Regions from separate parts of the Homo sapiens genome. Here region 1 is linked to region 2. A link is a contact called in ENCODE Hi-C or POLR2A ChIA-PET data. All regions are on one chromosome and are shown on one strand. The core of a region is the stretch at or near the end of the contact, and the rest is flanking DNA. Distances in the headings are between cores, read along the strand shown. Region 1 has its middle 15 kb from the start of ZNF318. Region 2 holds the start of TBCC (tubulin folding cofactor C).

The links. Hi-C counts contacts between places; a loop is a spot of excess contacts on that map. ChIA-PET counts read pairs that join two places held with the same protein, here RNA polymerase II (POLR2A). Pooled maps may share reads with other maps.
Region 1: a loop to region 2 is called in a pooled map, with 15 times the contacts of the local background. The contact joins the enhancer-like site here to the promoter of TBCC in region 2. A Hi-C loop is called at or near these places in 7 of 50 pooled maps. POLR2A ChIA-PET finds 5 or more read pairs at or near these places in 2 of 52 experiments (GM12878 and endothelial cell of umbilical vein).

Annotation. Positions count from the first base shown.
Region 1 is chr6:43,381,700-43,387,946 of GRCh38, forward strand. No RefSeq gene overlaps it. Among named protein-coding and RNA genes, the nearest start is that of ZNF318, 15 kb to the left of the region's middle. RefSeq lists an enhancer at 1,800-1,979. Within about 2 kb of position 2,197, at least 9 of the 41 ENCODE cell types and tissues checked have a DNase peak (open chromatin) inside an H3K27ac peak, as active enhancers do; they include GM12878, where a contact is called at or near this core.
Region 2 is chr6:42,742,317-42,748,419 of GRCh38, forward strand. It overlaps TBCC (tubulin folding cofactor C), which reads right to left and starts at 3,787. Exons shown (of 1, transcript NM_003192.3): 1 at 2,182-3,787. The coding sequence starts at 3,757. The coding sequence ends at 2,717. It also overlaps a transcript of BICRAL not described here. RefSeq lists enhancers at 3,276-3,435, 3,496-3,575, 3,606-3,815, 3,880-4,843, 5,230-5,279 and a silencer at 4,786-4,845.

The DNA.
Region 1 (6,247 bases), core at 947-3,446, 640 kb after region 2:
CCCAAAGTGGCCAGTGGCCATCTCACCCTAAACTGTTGTTCCTACTGGTGGAATATTTCTCACCAGCAGAGCTCAGAGTTGATGTAGTGGGGAGAATAATAGTTCCCAAAGATATCCACATCTTAATCCTCAAAACCTATGAATATGTTACATGATAAGAGGGAATTAAGGTTGCAGATGGAATTAAGGTTGCTAATTAGCTGGCCTGAAGATGGGAAAATGATCCTCTATTATCTAAGTGGGCCCAATGTAATCACCAGTGGTTACCTTCTAAAAGCAAGAGGGAGGCAGGAGAGTCAGTATTAGAGCACTCCATCATGGGAAAGATTCGACCAGCCATTGCTGGCTTTGAAAGGGGGGCCATGAGCCAAGAAATGTGGGTAACCTCCAGAAGTTAAAAAAGCCAAGGGAACAGGCAAGATTTGTCACCTAGGGCCTCCAAAAGTAACACAGCCCTGTCCACACCTTAATTTTAGCCCAGTGAGACCCATTTTGGATTTCTGCACTCCAGAGCTGTAAGATAATAAATATGTGTTGTTTTTTACTTTCCAAGTTTGTAGTAATTTGTTAAGGATACAAGTGTATTTTTTTTTTTTTTTGAGAAACTGTCCCACTCTGTTGGCCGGGCTGGCATGATCATGGCTCACTGCAGCCTCAACCTCCTGGGCTCAAGCAATCCTCCCACCCCTCAGCCTCCCAAGTAGCTGAGACTATAGGTATATGCCACCACACCCTGCTAATTTTTTGTACTTTTTGTTGGGACTGGATTTTGCCATGTTCCCCAGGCTGGTCTTGAACTCCTGGGCCCAAGAGATTCCCTTGCCTCAGCCTCCCAAAGTGCCGGGGTTACAGGTGTGAGCTACCACGCCCAGCCACAAGTGTAACTGTAATAGGTACCACCTCACCTATATATCTCATCCCCACCCTTGTATATTTTTGGTTATGAGAGAAATGCTCCACATCGTTGGTCACTATTTCAGAGCTTATGTCACATTCTGTAGGATACCACTCTAATCTTTTTTTTTCTTTCTTTCTTTGAGACAGAGTTTTGCTCTTGTCACCCAGGCTGGAGTACAATGGTGCGATTGCGGCTCACTGCAACCTCCAGCTCCTGGGTTCAAGCTATTCTTCTGCCTCAGCCTCCCGAGTGGCTGGGATTACGGGCATGTGCCAAACACGCTTGGCTAATTTTGTGTTTTTAGTAGAGATGGGGTTTCACCATGTTGGTCAGGCTGGTCTCGAACTCCTGACCTCAAGTGATCCACCCGCCTTGGCCTCCCAAAGTGCTGGGATTACAGGCGTGAGCCACCGTACCCGGCTGATACCGCTATGATCTTATGAGATGTTGTCTCCAGTTGGCAAAATAAAAACTAAGACCTCAGTAAGCCTATTCTATAAGACTAGCTGGAATATACAATAAAACTAAATAAGGAATCCCAGAAGAGTTGAATTGTGTATCCCAGCTGTCTTACTTCTTCCACCGTAAAAGTACTCCCTTGGCCAAAAGCATCATTGTGTGGGATGTCATGTTGAATGCCTTATGAGTCATTCAGTAAGTTTCTGGATGGTGCTGGCAAAAATACAGTGAGTAGGAAAAATATATAGAAATTTAAAGTAAGTTTCTTCTACAATGAAGATAAATTACTGCCCTGTCCATGAAGGAAGAGGTCCAAACTGGCAGTAGCAGGTCAATCTTAGTGTGAGAACGTCCACGTGATTGAGCCTTTACACTCAACATGCATTGCCTCCATCAGTGGTCCCATGGTCACTTTGTTCACAAGCTCATACAGCACACTCTGGTGTAACTAGGGGAAAGGGTGGATACCATCCATAGAGCAGTTCATCTTCTCTACCTGATTGTTGATAACCCTCTTCTACTCACGAGGCACAAATGTTCTCATTATAGTAGATTGGTTTTCTCAACATACGTTCTAAACTCCTTAGACTGGTTTTCTCAACATACATTCTAAACTCCTTCGTACCTTTCTATACTGAGAGTCTAGAAAGATAAAAGCTGTATTTCTCAGATCCTATTACAGTTATGGTTTCAGGTGTAATTGAGATTTTTGCCAATCAGGTATATTCCCATGAGACTTGAATGTGAAACCCAGTTAACTGAGTGATGTGGAGAAAGAGGCAGGATATGAAGTATTCACTTTGCTGCTGTGAATCATGACAGAGGAAGTGTGGTTCTGTGGTTACCGACGTGCTGATTTGCTGGTTTCCTGCAGTGGAAGCCATAGCTTACCCAAGCATAGCAGAATCAGTGAGATTCTGGGTGTGGGGAGTGCTCTTACAAGCTCCACCTAAAGCTTCTTCCCCTACCCCTTACAAATATTGTGTAAGCCACACGTGATCCCTGGTAATAACGCCCTTCTCCCTTAAATTAAGTAGAGTGGTATCTGTGGTCTGCAACTGAATCATGACAGATACTGTCACATTTGGGAACCATTTTAAGAAGTTCTTCCACATTATACTTCTCCAACTTCATTTTAATATCACTTCTAACTCCCTAATCATCTAGCCAAACCATTAACCTCAGACTCTTTTTTTTTTTTTTTTTTTTTGAGATGGAGTCTCGCTCTGTCACCCAGGCCGGAGTGCAGTGGCGCGATCTCAGCTCCCTGCAAGCTCTGCCTCCCAGGTTCACGCAGCTGGAACTACAGGTGCGTGCCGCCATGCCTGGCTAATTTTTTTGGGGTTTTTTTTGTATTTTTTAGTAGAGACGGGGTTTCACCATGCTAGGCAGGATGATCTCGATCTCCTGACCTCGTGATCCACCTGCCTCGGCCTCCCAAAGTGCTGGGATTACAGGCATGAGCCACCGGGCCCGGCCAAATCAGTGTAGACTCTTAACCTGTTTCTCCTTCTGGGAAAACTGGTCAGGTAGTTGTATTTCTTGAAGTCCTGACTATCCTCAGTGTCCTTCAGGGTCACCCTTGATTGGGGGCCACAGTATCACAGCAGCCCATTTCTTTCTAATGCCAGCACATTAGGTGAAGACAGCTACAAACTAATCATGACTTTATTCCACTGCAGTCTGGTAACAAGGCCCATTTCATTGGTTATAGTGGTAGATGAAATAGCAATGCAGCAGAAGTAGTGGTGTGGGTGCTAGGAGCCATTTGTGTTTTCAGGATCTGCTGTGGCCTCATTTTGTGTATGTCATTTCTACTTGATAATGGATCCATGTCCTAGGTATGAACCAGCTTTATACCTAGGAAGACCAGATGATAGCCAGTTCATGATTATGCTGTGATCATGCTGGGTTCCATGATCATGCTGTGTCCGTGGCCCAGCAGCAAGCTGAGAGCTGATTCTCAAAGAGAGAATATTTACCTGCCAAAAGGCATGCTCAGAGGGCCTCTGCTATGATTATTCTATCAGGACATGCCATAGATGATAAAGTACCTCAGTCTGCCACAAACACTTTGAACATTATAAGGATCGCAAGGACTAAGTTGCACTGCAGACTGGACCAGCTGGAGAACCTTTTCTTCCTCTGAATCTCACTCAAGTATGGCTTCATTTCAAGTGACCAGATAAGGAGGTCAGAGCAGTAACCCAAATATGATCAATGTTGTCTCTAAATTCACCTAAGTGATGTGACTCTTTTGGTTTAGGGGTAGGTAGCACAAGTAAAGCAACTTGTCCTTCATTTTGAAGGGAGCACCTGTATGCAAGATCACTAAACATCAAGAAATATCAGTGAAGTGAAAAGCCTTTGTACTTGAACCTCCCTACCTTCCGGTATACATATATTTCCTAAAGCGTGTAAGATACTTGCTATTTTTTACTCCATATGCCCTATTAGTTTGATGTCATGAGTTCAGTGGGCCAGCATATCTTGTGAGATGGTAAGATGGGTCAGGATCCCTATGTGCTAACTTGTAGCAGAGTCAGAAAGTTCATGTAACCATGAGACAGTGTAGATTGATGTGTGTTATATCTGTTGTTTTCTGCTATTAAGCCAAAGAAAAATACTTCACTGGATTAATGTCTTCCTTTTCAATTGCATTTATTTGTTTATTTATTTATTTTACCTTCTTGCCTTCATCAATGTCTTGTTTGTATTTCGTACTTTTCTCTCTCTCTCTCTCTTTCTCTTTCTTTTCATTTTTTAAGAGATAGGGGCCGGGTGCAGTTGCTCATACCTGTAATCCCAGCACTTTGGGAGGCCGAGGCAGGTGGATCACCTGAGGTCAGGAGTTCAAGACCAGCCTGGCCAATATGGTGAAACCCCGTCTGTACTGAAAATACAAAAATTAGCTGGGTGTGGTGGCAGGCACCTGTAATCCCAGCATTTTGGGAGGCTGAGGCAGGAAAATTGCTTGAACCCAAGAGGTGGAGGTTGCAGTGAACTGAGATCAAACCACTGCACTCCAGCCTGGGTGACAGAGCAAGACTCTATCTCAGAAAAAAGAGAGAGAGAGAGAGAGAGAGAGATGGGGTATTCTGTGTTGCCCAGGCTGGTCTCAAACTCCTGGGCTCAAGTGATCCTCCCACCTCAGCCTCCCGAAATGCTGGGATTATGACTGTGAGCCACCATGTGTGGCATCCCTTTCTTTTCACTAACACTCTCTCAAAATAGATGTAACCATTCTTCTGACTTCTAATATCCTTGATCAGTTTTTCTGATTCTTGAACTTCATACACTGGCAGTGTATAAGCACTATACCTGCTCCAGATTCTTGCCAAATATTGGTATTGTCAGGTTTTCTTTTTAATGTAAGCCTTTCTAGTAGATGTAGTACTGTTCTGTGTTTTCTTAGATTCAATTCTGTATTTGTGTATTTGGTATCCATTAATCATAGGGCCAAACTGCCAGCCAAAGTTGTTTACATGTCCCCTGGATCCAGCTTTCACAAGCACACAAAAATCCTCCAACAAATCCTGACATAGAAAACTGTGTTTTCTTAGCAGATGTGATCGTATAGTTTTGTAACCTCATTACTATTATAAATGTAAATAATTCTCATACTTTCTCACCTCTAGAGGGAGCTTCTTTCACAGTTATTCTTGTTCTTTGGCAGCAGTTTAAATGAGGCCAGACTCAATCTCTTTTTGAAAATAAACCTAGCAGAGTTAGGGGTCTTTAGGTTTTCCATCATGCCAATCACTCTCTTCTCATTTGAAGAGACAGTATGAATACTATAAGTATTCACAAACATAGAAATACTGGGCCAGGTGCAGTGGCTCACACTTGTAATCCCAGCACTTTGGGAGGCCAAGGTGGGTGGATCACCTGAGGTCAGGAGTTCGAGACCAGCTTGACCAATATGGTGAAACCTTATCTTTACTAAAAATACAAAAATTAGCCGTGCATGGTGGTGCCTGCCTGTAATCCCAGCTACTCAGGTGGCTGAGGCCCGAGAATCACTTGAACCTGAGAGGCAGAGGTTGCAGTGAGCTGAGATTGCGCCACTGCACTCCAGCCTGGGCGACAGAGTGAGACCCCGTCTCACAACAAACAAACAAAGAAACAAACAAACAAAAAAACACAGTAGGTTTATTTTGAAAGTAATTTTCCCAGGACAAGAGTTTTACATGACCTCCTTTTCAAAGTATACTTCCAATGAATTCACATTAATAGAAAACAGTACAGAGTAAGTTGATAATTATGAATCGTCAGCAAGTCTCCATTTTGCACAAATGGAAATGGAGAAAACAAGATTGATATTTTCCTAAATGTTTTCAATTTAACGCTGCATCATATCAGAGTCTTGGAATTCATTTTATAAAGTGAAAGGATATTTCTCTCTCTGTTGCTTCAAGGAAGAGGGAACATTTTCATTTCCTTTGTAGACACGTTTTTGTTAATTTTTGACACTTGCTTTTTTATAGCCAGTCTCTGAAATGTCATTAGGTAGCATTAAATAGTAAATTCAAGCCTTTAGATCTCAATTTAACTGGCTGAAATGAAGAAAGAAATGGAAGGCTTTTATTAAATAGAGAACATGGCCAGGCATGATGGCTCATGCCTGTAATTCTAGCACTTTTGGAGGCTGAGGTAGGAGGATTGCTTGAGCCCAAAAGTTCAGGACCAGCCTGGGCAACATGGCAAGATTCTATCTTTACAGAAAAATTTAAAAATTAGCCTGGCATGGTGGCACATGCCTATGGTCCCAGATACTTGAGAGGCTGAGGCAGTGGGGATCACTTGAGCCCAGGAGGTAGAGGCTGCAGTGAGCCAGTGAGCTATGATTGCACCCAGGCACTCCAACCTGGGTGACATAGAGATACCCTG
Region 2 (6,103 bases), core at 2,537-5,036:
CCTGAAATTTCCAGTTGGGCTCTACCAACGGGAGGCACCAATAAAAGAGAATGACATTGTTTAAGTCCCATGGCTCTCTCCCTGCCAGGTCACCATGGATTGGCAGCATCCCTCCACTGAGGACTGAAACTCCTGTCAGGTAGCTCAATAACTGTCTATCTCTCTCTGCATTCAGGTAACATTTTTGTCCCTTCAGCCCTAAGGATGGTAACAGATATTGTACCATCTCTAATTGCTTTTCTTATACTCTGCCCACAGCTTTGTAAATAGCTCCTGTATTAAGCTCTTCTCAAAGTATCCATTTTGAGCAAGCCATCTGTTTCCTGCCAGAGCCCTGACATTGTGTTTGATTAATGGGTATTAGTTCAGACTAGCTGGTGCATGAAATGTGTGTGATGAAACAGTAAAACATCATGTAAGAACAGTAGGCTGAAACAGATGGTGGAGGGGCTTGTCTTCCAGGCCAGGAAGTCTATCAGATAATAAGAATCTCAGAAGGTTTTAGATCAGGAGTGACATACTTTAAGAAAACTAATTTAGTAGCTGTATGCAGAATAGTTCAGAAATTGGAGATGGGGAGATGAGTTAGGAGATGATTACCATTACTAGTAGAGGAAGGTAATATTTTGTAACCATCAAACTGGCAAAGACCCAAAAATTTCTTTTTTTTTTTGAGATGGAGTTTTGCTCTTGTCGCCCAGGCTGGAGTGCAGCGCCACAATCTCAGCACACTGTAACCTCTGCCTCTTGGGCTCAAGATATTCTCCTGCCTCAGTCTCCCAAGTAGCTGAGATTCCATGTGTGTGCCACCATGCCCGGCTAATTTTTGTATTTTTAGTAGTGACGAGGTTTCACCCTGTTGGCCAGGCTGGTCTCGAACTCCTGACCTCAGGTGATCCACCTGCCTTGGCCCCCCAAAGTGCTGGGATTACAGGGATGAGCCACCGCGCCTGGCACCACCCCCTTTCTTTTTTTTCTTTTTTTTTTTTTTATACAGAGTCTTGCTCTGGAAATGCAATGGCACAGTAATGGCTCACTGCTACCTCTTCTTGCCAGGTTCAAAGGATTCTCATGCCTCAGCATCCCGAGTAGCTGGGATTACAAACACGCACCACCACCCAGCACTTGGAAGACCACGGGGGACAGATTGCTTGAGCTCAGGAGTTCGAGACCAGCCTGGGCAACATGATGAAGCCCTCTCTACAAAAAATACACAAATTAGCCGGGGGTGATGGGGTGCACCTGTAGTCCCAGCTACTTGGGAGGCTGAGGTTGGAGGATATCTTGAGCCCAGAAGGTCCTTCACCCAGACCCTGTCTCAAAGAAACAAAGGAAAAAAAAAAAAAAAAGGACCGGGCACAGTGGCTCACGCCTATAATCCCAGGACTTTGGGAGGCTGAGGCAGGTGGATCAGCCGAGGTCAGGAGTTCAAGACCAGTCTTGCCAACATGGTGAAATTCTCTATTAAAAATACAAAAAATTAGCCGAGCATGGTGGCGGGCTCCTGTAATCCCAGCTGCTCGGGAGGTTGAGGCAAGAGAGTCACTTGAACCAGGGACGCTGAGGTTGCACTGAGCTGAGATCACGCCACTGCACTCCAGCCTGGGCAACAAGAGCGAAACTCTGTCTCAAAAAAAAAAAAAAAAAAGAAACACGTAAAGAGTGATGGCTCTCCGAAGGAACTGAATGTCTAGGGACAAAGGAATTACCTATGGTTTTTTGTTTTTGAGACAGTGTCTCACTCTGCCACACAGGCTGGAGTGCAGTGGCGTGATGTCAGCTCACGACAACCTGTCTCCCAGGTTCAAGCAGTTCTCCTGAGTAGCTGGGACTACAGGTGTGAACTATCATGCCCGGCTAATTTTTGTGTTTTTAGTAGAGACGGGGTTTCACCTGGCACCGGGTCTCCAACTCTTGACCTCAAGTGATCTGCCCACCTCAGCCTCCCAAAGTGCTGGGATTGCAGGCGTGAGCCCCCGGGCTCAGCTCTGGAATTTATTAAATATGTATCTATACCCTGACACTGCTGGTTACTGTCTATAATCCGAGTGTTTTGGGAGGCTGAGGCAGGAGAATTGCTTGAGGTCAGGAGTTCGAAACCAGCCTGGGCAACATAAGGAGAGCCCATCTCTTTAAAAACAAAACACACACACACACACACACACCAAACAAACCCATGTATTTACTGCAGACCTACTTTATTATGCACCGTGATGTTTCAAGTATCACAAACCATTACAAAGCAATATAATCACCCTCCTTCCCCCTTACTGCTTCAAACTATTGTGGTAAAAATAAATAAATAAAGCCCTGGCGTGGTGGCTCACGCCTGTAATGCCAGCACTTTGGGAAGCTGAAGCGGGTGGATCACCTGAGGTCAGGAGTTCGAGAGCAGCCCGGACAACATGGCGAAACCCCGTCTCTACTAAAAATACAAGTTCGCGTGGTGGCGCGCGCCTGTAATCCCAGCGCGCCACCACGCTGGGGGACGGAGTAAGACTCAGTCTCAAAGGCATGACGAAAATAGCAAAAATGCTTTAGTGTTATACCTGTTACGAATTTAATGGAAATTACAAGTAGGAGCCCATTACAATCTCTAGCCTTAAAATGCTGAAAACATACACAGTGTGACAATAAGTAAACTTCGAGACCCAATAAGGGGGAAAGTCCAACGTGGAAAGTATTTGGTAGGAGTGAAGAACAGAGTGACAACTGCTTAGTCCCACTGGATATTTCGCTCCTCTTCAGGAAGAATACTCCAGTTTGGGGAGGCCATATCCCGGGCCAGCCAGTTAAAATCGTCAACATCGTTCCAGTTATTTTTGCTCCTATCTAAACCAGAGCTCTCGAAGTCCTTGTCGATCTCCGGGTAGCTCCAGGTGTAAGGGGCGAACTGGATCCCACTGCAGTCCTCCACGATGGCCCTGCTGGTCACCTGCAGGAAGATGCGGGTGTCTTTCGTACTGTGTATGCGGAGCTGTTGGCAGGCCACTGCCAGCACGCAGTCACTGCAGTCCTCCAGGAAAACAGAGGTAGACACCGGACCGCAGAGCAGCTTGCAGCTGTGGGCCTTGGTTAGCCGCAGGGTGTTGGGATTTCCATACAGTCTGACCGTGCAGTTGCTCAGTTCGGTCAAAAGAACGTCGCGCTGGTGCAACTCGCTGGCTCTCTTCTCCAAGACTTGGGACTCCAGGTTGGAGAAACCGCAGACCCAGCTGGGGCCGAGGTCTCCTTCCGCCTTCTTGGGCAGCGGGGAGTCCTGTATGCTTTCAACTGCCGGGGGGATGCCAGGAGCCGCGTCTACTTTGGTAGACGAAGCAGCATCCTTTCCCCGGGTCTTGAAAGCGAAACGCTTCTTGGGCTGCAGCCCCCGGCGCCGCTCGGCCAAGGCCGCCTGCAGCCGCGCCAGCGCCTCTTGTCCCTGCCGCAGGTCGTAAGCGGCTAGGAAAAAAACTGAGTCGTTGATTAGTTTCTGCAGCCCCTGGAGCCGAGAGGCCGCCTCCTCCAGCCGCTCGACCGACTCCGCGCGCTCCAGAAGCTCTTCCACGGCCGCTCGCTCCCGAACAAAGGTGGCGACGAAAAAGTGGCTGTTCTCCTTCTCTACCTCCTGGTTCTGCCGCTTTTGTTTCCGCCTTTCAACTTCCAGCTGCCGTTCTTGTTCGCGTCTCTGAAGCCGCTCAGGCACCAGGCTCAGGTCCCGCTGGGACTCCATGTCTCCGGTCCTGACAGCAGCAGCGGAGCAACTGACGGACTCCATATTGGCTTCAAGCTTCCTCTCTCTTGTCTTCCTTCCTCCGGGCGCGCTGTCCGTGAGGCCTCCCACCAACGCGTCCGGTGATTGGCCTAACATGATGATGTCAGATCCCCGGCCTTATTTTCTTCGCCTATTGGTTCCTCTGCGTCGGAGGGGGCGGGGAGATGGGGCGGGGCCGACTGACTATGGGGGTGGGAAGACAAAGGTTCTTGTGGATGGGTGGGGTGGGAGGCAGGCGGGGGAATCTTTTTTTTCCTCTTAAAGGGGCAGGACTTATATCCGGGATTGTGGGGTGAGTTGCAGCAGCGGCAGCTGCACATGTGGGTTTGTTTATAAGAACAAGGTTAGAAACTCGCAGGCCTCCCCCTCCCCCCAGCTCCTCCCTACTACCCCCTTACAGGCCGGAGATCCGCTACTAGGGGTGTGGGTGGGAGGGATGAGTGCGTGTGGTGGGTTGGGGGGACAGGTAGTGGTGAGAAAGATGGAGCGGGGGGGAATATTGCACCGCCTGGCCCGCGCCGGAGGAAGCAGCAGCTGGAACAGCTGGCTGGGGAGCCGCTTGCATGCCTCCGGTTTTTTCTTTTCCCTTCCACCACCCCTTCCCCCAACCCATTTCTGCCTCCCCGTAGCCCTCATCCTTACCGCCCCCCTCCCCCCTATCCACTGCAGTTCGGCGCGGCCTGGGGGCTCCTGGATCCCCGCAGGCAGTTACTAGGGCAGGAGAAGGCAAGGGGCACTGCGATGGGAGAGACTGGGTTCCTCACTGCAACCTGGTTCGAGGGGCCCTGGGGGAGTCCATAAAAGGATTACTATTTTTTTGGCCAATTGCTGCAGTCGGAGGGGTGGGGGCGGGGGAAGGTGAGATCCACACCCCCTTCCTCTTTCTTCCCTGCCCTCCCCGAGCTCGGTCCCGGCCACTCCCTCCGCAGCTGGGCGTCGCCGGCCGCGCTGGGGTGAGACCCTAGCCCCGGGCTCCGTGGCTCTCTGGGGCGGTCGGTCTTAGGAAAGCGGTGGGAGAAGCGGTACATTATTTCTAGGGGTGGTGGGAGGGATTTGTCACCGGAAGTGAATGGCCTAGCCTAAAGTCGGGACCAACCCGAGGTGTGGGTGGGCAGCCAAGACGGCGCAGTCACTGGCAAAAACCCGAGGCAGCGGGCAGGGCGAGAACCCGAGACGCAGCCGCTGCCCGGGCGCGGCAGCCTCGCATGCTTCGCTCAGATCTGCGGAGCTCCCGAACCTCTTTAACCCTGCCCGCCCTTCCAACCCTAGGTTTCCTCCTTATATCCCCAGTTCCCAGCCTCCATCGTTTAAATTGGGGTATTTAACGACCCAAGAAACTTGAAATTTCACCGATCTACCTGCATTTTGATGCAGAGAAAGATGGGAGGAAACGCGAACCATTGAATTAAATCTGAGTTAAAACTGATCTCCCATTTTCACGCCCCACTCTCTTCCTTTCCTTCCCACTTAAAACAAACAAAACACACATAAATTGCTGGGCCAGAGTATTTCTCCGCTGAGAGCACAGTTCATACCGTGTGGCAGATTCCCCGCGCAGGCGGGGCGCGGGGGCAGGGGAGAGGCTTGTGTGTCCGCGTGCCTGCGTGCACCCGATGGAAAAGGGGGTGCCGAAAAACAATGGTGCTTACTCTTGTGCATAGTCATCGTTTTCACTAGTCTTGTTTTATGGGCAGATTAGGTGAGGCTTCTGTTTTTGCTTTTTTGTTTTATTTTGTTTTTTTTTTTTTTTTTTGAGACGGAGTTATGCTGTTGTTGCCCAGGCTGGAGTGCAATGGCGCGATCTCGGCTCACCGCTATCCGCCTCCCGAGTTCAAGTGATTCTCCTGCCTCAGCCTCCCGAGTAGCTGGGACTACAGGCATGCGCCACCATGTCCGGCTAATTTTGTATTTTTAGTAGAGACGGGGTTTCTCCATGTTGGTCAGGCTCGTCTCGAACTCCCGACCTCAGGTGATGCGCCCGCCTCGGCCTCCCATAGTGCCGGGATTACAGGCATGAGCCACTGTGCCTGGCCCTTTTTTTTTTTTTTTTTTTTTCCAGAAAAGCAGGTTTATTTCACAAAACTGTGGGTCTGAAAGCTGGTGGACAAGAAAGCTAGTTATATTGTCCAAGTCGTGGAGGAATTGCAATAGCTGCTTTATTTTATGAAATGTTGATTTAAGCAAAGAAGCTTTAGAGAAGATTTATTTTTCTAGAAAAAAACAACCTGACCTTTTAAGTTTTTCAGGTTGAACCTGTCTCACTCAAATTAAGAACGTTTGTAGCTAAAGAAGGTTTATTGGACTTGGAGGTTGCAGCTGGAGTGAGATAACATTTCGGTATTAGGCATA